Regions from separate parts of the Homo sapiens genome. Here region 2 is linked to region 1. Evidence: chromatin loops called from intact Hi-C (ENCODE). Cell type or tissue: mammary epithelial cell. All regions are shown on one strand. Each heading gives the region's core, and the rest is flanking DNA. Links, peaks and the distances in the headings are about the cores only. Region 1 has its middle 78 kb from the start of CDH4. Region 2 has its middle 23 kb from the start of CDH4.

The links. Hi-C counts contacts between places; a loop is a spot of excess contacts. Peaks named below come from ENCODE experiments on the same cell type or tissue, not always from the same donor. Only the 100,000 strongest peaks of a DNase experiment are listed, where the experiment ranks them.
Region 2: a loop joins it to region 1, with 2.2 times the contacts of the local background. A loop is called at or near these places in 3 of 110 quality-filtered maps.

The regions. Positions count from the first base shown.
Region 1 is chr20:61,172,068-61,177,447 of GRCh38, reverse strand. No RefSeq gene overlaps it. Among named protein-coding and RNA genes, the nearest start is that of CDH4, 78 kb to the left of the region's middle. In mammary epithelial cell, for the core only: no CTCF peak of the experiment used is centred there; a DNase peak (open chromatin) is centred at 3,257.
Region 2 is chr20:61,226,336-61,231,715 of GRCh38, reverse strand. No RefSeq gene overlaps it. Among named protein-coding and RNA genes, the nearest start is that of CDH4, 23 kb to the left of the region's middle. In mammary epithelial cell, for the core only: a CTCF peak has its summit at 2,376 (motif pointing right); no DNase peak of the experiment used is centred there.

The DNA.
Region 1 (5,380 bases), core at 172-5,171:
ACAGCAGATCCACCAGTGCCTTGACCTTGGAGTGTGCAGCTTCTAGAACCATGAGCAATCCATATCTGTTGCTGAAGTCACCGAGTCTATGATAACTTGTTACCGCAGCCCAAACTAAGACAAAGCTGCTTCCAGATCAGTATTTTTTTGTAAAATATAGCTAATGCAAAATTTACCATTTCCACCATTTTTAAGCATACAATTCAGTGGTATCTGATACATTCACAATCCTATGAACCATCATCACTATTTCTAGAACTTTTTCATTGTCCCAAGCATAAACTCTGTATCCATTAAGCAATAACTCCCCATTCCTCCCTCCCTCCCTCCAGCTCCTGGTAACCAACATTCTATTTTCTGTCTGTTTGAATTTTCCTATTTATTCTAAGTACTTCATGTAAGTGGAAACATACAGTATTTGTCCTTTTGTGACTGGCTTATTTCACTCAGCCTAATGCTTCCAAGGTTTACTCGTATTGGAGCATGTGTCAGAACTAACTTTCTTTCTTTCCCTCTCTCTCCCTTCCTTCCTTCCTTCCTTCCTTCCTTCTTTCTTTCTTTCTTTCTTTCTTTCTTTCTTTCTTCCTTCCTTCCTTCCTTCCTTCCTCTCTCTCTCTCTCTCTCTCTCTCTCTTTCTTTCTTTCTTTCTTTCTTTGTTTCTTTCTTTCTTTCTATCTTTCTTTCTTTCTTTCGAGACAGAGTCTCACTTTGTTACCCAGGCTGGGTGCAGTGGCATGGTCTCAGTTCACTGCAACCTCCACCTCCCAGATTCAGGTGACTCTCCTGCCTCACCCTCCTGAGTAGCTGGGATTGCCACTGTGCCCAGCTAATTTTTGTATTTTTAGTAGAGACGTGATTTCACCATGTCAGGCTAGTTTGGAACTCCTGACCTCAGGTGATCCACCTGCCTTGACCTCCCAAGGTGCTGGGATTACAGGTGTGAGCCACTGCACCCGGCCAGAACATCCTTTCTTTTTAAGGCTAAATAATATTTCCTTGTGTGCACACACCACAATTTGTGCATCCATTCATCCATCGTGGCCATCTGGTTCATTTTCCCTGTTTGGCTATTGGAAAGAGGTACTGCTATGAACACTCATGTACAAGTATCTGCTTGTGTCCCTGTTTTCAGTCCTTTTGGCCATATACCTAGGAGTGGTATTCTAGTTTAATTTTAATTTTATTGCTAATACCATAAATGCTGCAATGAACCCCCTTCTGTGTGCCGCCTCTTGTTCTTGCATGCAGGCATCTCCCTAGACTGGGAATGGAGAAGTAGGACTGCTCTGCCGAAGGTGAGGTGCATTTTAACTTTTCACTGGGGCAGTTTCACCTTCAGGAACTGAGTAGGCAATGCCGCCTCCATCATTGTGAACATGGCAGTGCAGGGAAGCCTTCTGATAGACAAGCTCTTGGGGTCACAGGGCTTCACACAACATTTGATTTTCCTGTGTCTCCCTGGGGCTGACCATTAAGAGCCTCTTGTATCTCCAGTATATCTATATTCTGCAGAATGGTGTTCTGCCTAGCTCTGATTTATCCTCAAGATCATTGCCTCTAATTATTTTCATTGACAGATTTCATGAAACAAACATTGGAATACACCATCACCTTAATTTTCTGAGGTGCCATAATAAACCTCTGGCTTGTGAGAGCAGCCAGCTCACTTTACTTGCTGGTCCTCATTCAGTGTGCTGGGCTGAACCACAAAGCAGCCCGCTTTTCAGGATCCTCACTTCTGCCTTCTCTTTTGGGTGCTGGCAAACCGTGTTGACCTGTACGATTGAAAAAATGTGGGCACATGTAGGTGTTGTCCAGCATCCTGGCTGGGCATCTAGAGGCCACGTCTCTGGTGGCTCAAACCCTCTGGAGGGTAGGGATGCAGGAAGCTGCTGGTCAAGAGCAGCAGACAATTAGGGATTATAAAAGTCCTTTGACCTTCCAAAAGGTGTCCTAACCCCAGTGCAGCCTGAGATGAGTTGACTGGCTTGAATCCATGGAAGAATCAATGGCTGGAGGCTAAATGAAATTTGAGGCTATCCAAAGAGAAGAGAAGAGGTGAACAGAGTGAGGATGGGGACCCTCCATGAAGACAGGGCCATCGGGGGCTCAGAGAGCCCCAAACTGGTGGAGCACCCATTTCCAGGGGCTCCTGAATAAAAAAATTCTGCTGTGGATAAGCAAAATGTGGTGCATACACACAATGATATATTATTTAACCTCTGAGTTTGAAGTTGCTTCTGCCGTTGTGATGCCTATCACAGAAACACTCATCATCACCATCTTTCTTTGAGTTCCTCTTGGTTTCCAGCCATGCAGCTGGGAGGAGGGAGGGATATGGAGGAAACCCTGCAGGTTCACACTGTAGAGGGGCAAGGCCTACTCCCCCAACACCTCCCATCCGTTTCTCTTTACTTTGCAAATTCAACATATTTTTAGTTTTGTTGTCTTGGGTCTGCAGCTGCAAGAGCCCCTCTTCTGGCTCCTAGGACCTACATGGAAGCCTGGCCTCAGCCCATGGGAGTGTTCCTTCTCCTTCAAGGCCCCTTGGGGACACAGGGCTTGTGCAATGCCACAACATGTGCCTTGCCCAACTCGGGGAGAGAACACATCTGCCTGAGACCGGGCTCTATGGCAGAGGGTCTGTACCCTCTCCTCCTGAAAATCATCCAGGTCTGCTTCAGCGCAGCACAGTGTCTGTCTATATGATGTTCACAGTTGGGAACCTGGCCCAGCAGCAGCCTCTCTGCTCCCTTTTAAAGGAGAAGCTGCAAAACCTGTCCTGCCCTCACCGCACTGTGGGGACAGCAGGAGCATCGGCACCCTGTGGTCCTGCCTCTCCCAGGCTGACTGGTCCAGGGCCAAGCATCTGACTGAGGAGCATCCCCTTCCTGGCTAAGTCAATGACATAAAACCCCTATGGTCTGGATTAAATCCAAGCATGGTCAACTAGGCTCATTTGTACCAGACACATGGGAGGGATTTGCCAGTGTTTGGTGCAACAGGAAGAAGTAGGGAGCAGCCAGTTGCTGGGCAGTTTCTGGAGGAACCTGTGAGACACAGCCTCCTAGTCCTGGTACAGAGGACTCTGAGCCACCCAGATTCAGGTTTGCCCCCATGGGTCCCTGGAAGAACCTGCCCCACAGCCTGCACACCTCAGATTCCTTGGGATTCCTTGTATGGCTTCCTGTACAACCAGAGTGAAAACCCTGCCCCCAAGTGAGTCTGAGTGGAGCCTTTGTTGCTTGTAACCAAAGAGCTAACCTAAAACATGACATTCCTAAGTGCTTAATAGCAATACAGACACTTTCTTGAGTTCTTGCAGGGTGTCCAGAGCTTAGCTAAAATCATTACAAGAGTTGAATCACTTGATACTCACAACCCTATACACATGTTTATTCACATGTCATGCATTTTTTGGGTACCGAGTGCAGGCCAGACAGTTCTAGGCACTGAAGAGACCGTCATAAGCTAGGAGAAAGTAATCCCAGCCCCCAGGGAGTGTGCAGGTAGTAGGCACAATATAAACACACAAATGAACAAGATGCTCTTAGAGAGTTGGGTTTTGAGGCAGTAACATGTGATAAAGGAAGGAGAGTCCAGGAGGGACGGAGGATCTTGAACATCGTTTCAGCTGAGACTTAATGCTGACGAGTATTTGGCAAGTTAAAGATCTGAGGTGATCTTGGAGATGGATTGTGGATATGGTTGTTGGGTGTGGAGACAGTTGATGGATGGTGGTGATGGCTGATGGATAGTAGAGATGGTTAATGAATGGTGGAAATGATTGATGGATGGTGGCGATGGTCGATAAATGGTGGTGATGGTTGATGGATGGTGATGGTAGATGGATGGTGGAGATGATTGATGGATGATGGAGACAGTTGATGAATGGTGGAGGCAGTTGGTAGATGATAGTGATGGTTGATGGATGATGGTGATGGTTCTTGGATGGTAGAAATGGTTGGTGGATGGTGGAGATGATTGATGGATGGTGGAGATGGTTGATGGATGATAGAGATGACAGATAGATGGTGGAGATGGTTGAATGGATGATGGGAATGGTTGATGGATGGTGGTGATGGTTGATGGATGGTGATGGTTGATGGATGGTGGAGATGGTTGATGGATGGTAGAGATGGTTGATGGATGGTGGAGATGGTTGATGGATGGTGGAGATGGCTGATGGATGATAGAGATGGTTGGTAGATGGTGGAGATGGTTGATGGATAGTGGAGATGGTTGATGGATTGTGGAGATGGTTGATGGATGGTGTTGATGGTTGATGGATGGTCAAGATGGTTGTACACAGTGTGAATGCACTTAATGCCACAGATGTGTACATTTAACAATGGTCAAAATAGTGAATTTTATGTTATATGTATTTAACCACTATACACACTCCCACCACCCACCCCATATATATATGTGAACATCTTTTGTGGGGAAAAAAACATTCATTGTTATCTTGGAATATTTAAAACAAAGCCAGAACGAACTGTGAAGTTGGGGAGAGAACAAGAGGCCCTCACTGCAGTCACTTTCCTGAATGGTGTGTCCACATCCAAATCCCTGGACCTTGTGAACATGACCATATTTAGAAGAAGAGTCTTTGCAGGTGTGATTAAGTTAAGGATCTTCAGATGCAGAGACCCTCCTGGATTATCCTGGTGGGGCCTAAATCCTGTGACAAGGGTCTTACTAAGAGGGAGGCAGAGAGGTAAGCCAGACAGAAGAGGAGGAAGCAGAGATGGGTGTCATGGCTGGAAGCCTCCAGCAATGGGATAGGAAGAAGAGGAAGGAATGGAGCCTCCCCCAGAGCCTGTGGGGGATTGTGGTCCTGCCAACATCTTGATTCACGTTTCTGGCTTCTAGATTGTGAGCCATTACACATCTGTTGTTTGAATTAAAAAAAATAAAAAAAATTAAAAAGAGATCTGGGACAGAGCCTAGGCAGAGGGATAGTGAGTGCCCAACCTCCCAGGAAAGGAGAGAGCCCAGGGATGGGAGAGACCCTGCACTGTAGGGCAGGAAGGTGGGCAGTGGCAGCAAGCAGGTCAGACATACAGGGCCTGTGTAGGTATTCCTTCCCCACGTACCATCAGGCTCGAGGAGGCTGGGAGCTGGGAGCCTAGGGACATTGGGAGAGGGAGCCAGGTGCAAGCATCTGGGGTGTCCAAAACACATCAATGTGATGGTACAGCATGTTCAGAACCTCTAGGACTGGATGCCCACATCAGGCGACGCTCACGCAGGTGATGTATCCCTGGGTGCTTCTAAACCCCTCCACTCAGGAAAGAAAACCAGAATGCAAGAATAGTGCCTTTGCATCTATTGCAATATGCTTAAAATATATTATTTACCAGCTGCAGTGCTTAAT
Region 2 (5,380 bases), core at 206-5,205, 54 kb before region 1:
TTGTGCACTGTTGTGGTTTTACTAGGCAGGAGGTCTGTTGCTGGAACTTTGATGCAGTTTGCCTTCTCTGTCTAGGGAATCCTCCTGCCAGCCTAGCCCCAGGCCCCCGGTGCCGTGCTGAGCTCAGAGTGGACACTCAACATGCCCTTTGCTCGGCAGGTGCCAAGTGTGTGGAGGCTGGGCCTGGTGGAGATTCCAAACAGGCCTGTGGACTTGACCTTGGATACACCTTGCTCAGAAGCAGGGGAGCCATCATTTGGTCAGCCTAACCCTAGGCATGGAGACTCCTTCACAGCATGGGGAATGGGAGCAGGGTTGGGAGAGGAAGAAGAACATTCTAGAAATTTGCTGCTGTTTTACCAGTTGGGGCAGACAGGCATCGTGGAATTTGCCGATACAGAAAAAGCCCTAAAAGGCGTTTTAAAAATGAAAATATCACTTACAGTCAGTAAAATTTACCCTTTTAGTGTGCAGTTCTGAGAGTTGTTAAATGCTTCAGTAGTTTGTTGTTGTTGTTTTCCTTGCTAAGGGACACTTGGATTGTTGCCAGTATTTGGTGATTACAAGTAGGACTAAGGTCTGTTATCAACACATGTCTATTGTATAGACATATATTTTGTTTCTGTTAGATAAACACCTAAGAGTAGGGTTGTGGGGTCATGTGGCAACTCTGTAGGCTTCACTTCATAGGAAGCTCCCAGACTGGACTGTTTTCCATAGTGGCTGCTGTATTTTGCATTCCCACCAGTAATGCAGGAGAGTTCCGGTTGCTCCAAATCCTCCTCGGCACTTGGTTTTGCCAGTTTATTGTTTTGTTTTAGCTGTTTTTTTTTTAAATTTCCCATTTATTCTAATAGGCATGTGACATGTCTCACCAGTGGCTTTAATTTGCATTTCCCTGGTGGCTGACAGCGCTGAACGCCTTTGCATGTGCATATTTGCCATCTGTATATCTTCTCTGGGGAAGTGTCTGTTCAAATCTGTGCTGCTCTCCAGGCATGGGACAAGGACAAGTGCCCTGTCTGCAGCAGTTATCTTCATTATCAACACTGTGGGTGGGCCTAGACACCCGGAGCACAGGGACATAGCAGGCCAGAGGGGCCTGGCTTGCAGGGCAAACACCGTTAAGACAGAAGACAGAATTCCTGGCAGAGACTGTGTGGTTGGGGGGACATCCCACATTCCGTGGCGGGATCTGGAAAGGCTTCCGGAAGGAGACAGCACTGAGAGGAGAGGCCGCAGAGCAACCCACGCAAAGGCAATGGGGAGTGCAGCAACCTGGGCTGGGCTGGTGGCAGGGAGGGAGGGGAGAAAAGCAGGTGAGCAACAGCCCTTCCTGGCCTCAGCTGATTGACCTAGCATGGACATGTGACCTGGAGGCACGCTCCCCATTGGGCAGGAGTAGCCAATCAAGGTCTTCCTTCAGAGAGTCCAGAATTGAGGTCGGCAGATGGCTTGGGAACCAATGGGCCACGTGGGGCGTGGAGTGTCCTTCTCCCTCCTGCCTGCACCTGGCCAGTGAAGGAGAAGCAGAGGTGAGGCAGCCACAGGGAGTAGGAGTCCGACATTTATGAAAAACAACAAACATGTTAAAAATAAATAAATTAATGGCTTTATTATGAAGTTCAGGAGCCAGATTGCTTAACTCTGTTACTTATTCTTAAACACATTATCAGGCTGGATGCGGTGGCTCACGTCTGTAATCCCAGCACTTTGGGAGGCAGAGGCAGACGGATCACTTGAAGTCAGGAGTTCAAGACCAGCCTGGCCAACATGGTGAAACCCTGTCTCTACTAAAAATACAAAAATTAGCCAGATGTGGTGGGCATCTGTAATCCCAGCTACTCGGGAGGCTGAGACAGGACAATCACTTGAATCTGGGAGGCGGAGGTTGCAGTGAGCCAAGATCACGCCACTGCACTCCAGCCCGGGCTACAGAATAAGACTCCGTCTCAAAAAATCAAAACAAAACAAACAAGCGACAACAACGAAAACCTCCCACATTATCAGAATTTCCCTGGAATGGGAATATATATATATATATATATATATATATATATATATATATATATATATATATATATATATATATATATATCCTTTGTTTCTCTAGTTCTCCTATACAAATATTAGGTTGATCCATTTTTTGATGTCTAAATGGTAATTTCTTAGGGTTCTGTTGAACATATCAATAGACAGGCATGCATTTATTAATTCTCTTCAATTCATAGTTTGCTACTGCCTGCAAATTCCAACATAGCTTTCAGATACACACAGAGCTCTAGGAACAAAATGAGGTGGTGATTTACAAAGACCTATTTTTTTCCATTCCAGTCTCGCCCAGAGATGCGCACAGCCGGTGCGCCGTGGCTCTCGGACGCTAGGTGGCGCTGTCTGCAGCTCAGCGTCCTCGCCCCGCCGGGCTTGAGGTGCAGCCGCGCCTGCAGGGGGTTTCAGAAGGGGCATCAGCAGTGATGCGTCCCGTCCTTCCCCAGGCCTGGCTAACAAGGAGGAAGGAAGAACACATTCCCAAGGGAAAAGAGACACTGCGAGAATCACAGACCAACCGGTTGCGGGAAAACTGCGGGGAGAAAGAAATTTACTTGCAAAAAAATGGTGAAGGGCAAATAAAGTATTGAGCTTGTGCAGCATAAATAAAAAGGCTTTGGTTTTATCTCTGGGAAGTAAGAACAAAATAGAAAGTTCCCATCTCAAAAAGCTCAGACTTGTGGGAATAAAACCTCTTTCCCTTTTGCATTATAGAACAACGCCACAATTTCCAGCATCGTCCAGAGACTGCAAAGGACTCACCTGAGATTGCAGGGCCCAAAATGATCTCCTCATCTGGGGCCTCTTTATAGTTCATGTATATTCAATCAGCAGAGCTCTGGTTCTACGCAGCGAGAGCATGGAGGCATGCGGCTTCCCAGGGTCCCGCCCAGAGCCCAGAGCCCAGAGCCCAGAGCCCGGAGCCCAGAGCCCGGAGCCCGGCATCAGGGGTTCTCAAATGCTTGCTGTATGAATGGATGGATGAATGAACAAAACGAAAAAGAGCATCCTAATACCATTAGCTCCACGTTCAAGTGAAGTAGCTCTAACTTGCAAATCTGTAACTGCTACAAAAAATCCAGCTCTGTGATAAGCCTGCTATTTACACGATCGTGATTTATATCCTTGCTATCATTACAAATTCAACATTTTGCATCTTCTGGTCCATAGCACTTCCTTTTTTGGCTCTAATGATGACTTACACACATTGCATGATGGGCCAGGTGCCTCTCCAGGCACCATCTCACTTAATGTGTAAAATGGTCCTGTGGAGTAGGTATGCTAATGACCTTGACATTGCAGGAGAGGCTTTGCGGTGCCGGGGTGCATGTGGGTGATCTGAACAGGGCCAGTGGACTCCAGAGCTGTGTAAGTTTCCTATTGCAGCTGTGACAAATTACTGCAAATGATACGAAGTTACCAACTCCAGGTTCTGGAGGTCGGAAGACTACAATGGATCTTGCTGGGCTGAAGGCTCCAGGGAGAATCCATCCAGTTTCTAGAGGCCGCTGCATTTCTTGGGTCATGGCCCCTTCCTCCATCTTTAGTAATCACTCACTCAAGTTCCTTAATCACATCTGCAAAGTTCCTTTTGCCACGTGAGGTACCATATTTCACAGGTTTTGGACATTAGGGTGTGACTTTTTTTGGCGGGAGGCATTATTCTGCTGGCCACAGGGACCCCTCTTGTGGTTTTTATGTGGGCTCTGCCCAAGCCTTGTAACTGTTATTTCCAGTGGCAATTTTATATCCATTTTATTTTCACAATTTGCCTCTCTACATCCTCCCATTGGCTTTTGAGTATTTTCCAATTTCTAGCTATGAAAATAGTTGCCTCCATTTTAAACGCTCCCAAAACACTGTATGCATTTTTCACATTTTGAATAGACAATATCCTAAACCCATCCACCCATTTAAAATCGTTTGCTATTACTCCATTGTTCTGGTAGGCAGCAAACCCTTGCCATAAATTGGAATCCAGAGCTGTAAGGTGAATGAGATTTCCTAGGGCCAGTTCTCAAAAAGATACCCAAGGGAGCCCTGTCTTGTTCAGGAATCTGACCCGGATACTAGGTTAAATGTGGCAGAGCTGGTTAGTGGGGCCTCCTTACGCAGGAATTTAGTCAGAGTATTAACTCCCTTTAAGGCAATTTCTGCTTGATCTGATTTAATTTGCTCTGCGTATGTGCGAGATAGATTTTTAAACTGAAATTGATGCGTGGATCCTAAGCATGTTCTGAGTGGTGAACAGCACGCGCCTCTGAGTGATGGGCAGAGGGGACAGACAGTGATGGGAAAATAAACCCCAATTTATCTAAGACCCAAGGTTTGCCTTTGAAGCTGAAACGAGGAACTGTGTGAAATGTTGATGTGGGGGAAGGAGGGATAGATTGGGCGCATCAGTTTCATGACCGCCCCCTTGAAAAGCCTCAACACCTGGCTTGAGGGGCATTTGTTTACAAGGAAACCCTTTGCTAAGCATGGCCCTGCCTGTGGGAATGGAATTTGCATCCCCACTCTTTAGGGGAAGGAGGATTGAGTGGGTTCATGGACAGCTTTGAAGAGCACTGGAGAGCGACGTGCAAGTGTGTGTTATAATCACTATTATCACGGTTACCCCGATCTCAAGCCAGGCCACTAGTCATAGACAAAGGTCCTGACGGCCCACCTGTCTCAGAGCCTCAGCGGGAGCTGGAGCACATTTATTTACTTCGGGCATCTCGCATCTGTGCCTCCTTCGTGTCCACAGCCCCTTCTCTTGGCACCAGGAGGTTTCCTGTGAGAAACAAGGCCTTGTCCACACCCAGTCTACATGACGAGGTCAGGTAGCGCTGTGGCCTCCCCTGTTCTGGGAGCACATGGCCCAGGTCACGCCAGTGACCGCAAGGGAACTTTTAGTAACAGGTGGGGCTATGGAGACAGGAGGACAGAGCATACTGCCTCTGGACACAGTCACTCAAATGTGCTTGGTTGTGTTTCCTGTCTCCGGCTTTGTAAAAATGAGCGTCATGGTGCACAGCTTCTGCAAGATGCTCCTCTTAAGAAACAATGAGTGGGGTATATTCCCGGTATGGCCATAGCACATTCTGTTCATCCATAACGAGACGTGCAGCACTGATGCCCGCTACAGCATCACGCACCCCGAAAGCATGCTAAGTGAGAGATGCCAGACACAAAGGCCACAGATTTATGACTCCATTTCAATGAACTGCTCGGGTAGGCAAACCCACAGAGACAGAAAGCAGGCTACTGGCTACCAGGGGCTGGGGGTTGAGGGAGGGGAGTGACTGCTTATTGGGTTCAGGGTTTCCTTTTGGGATGATGACCAAGT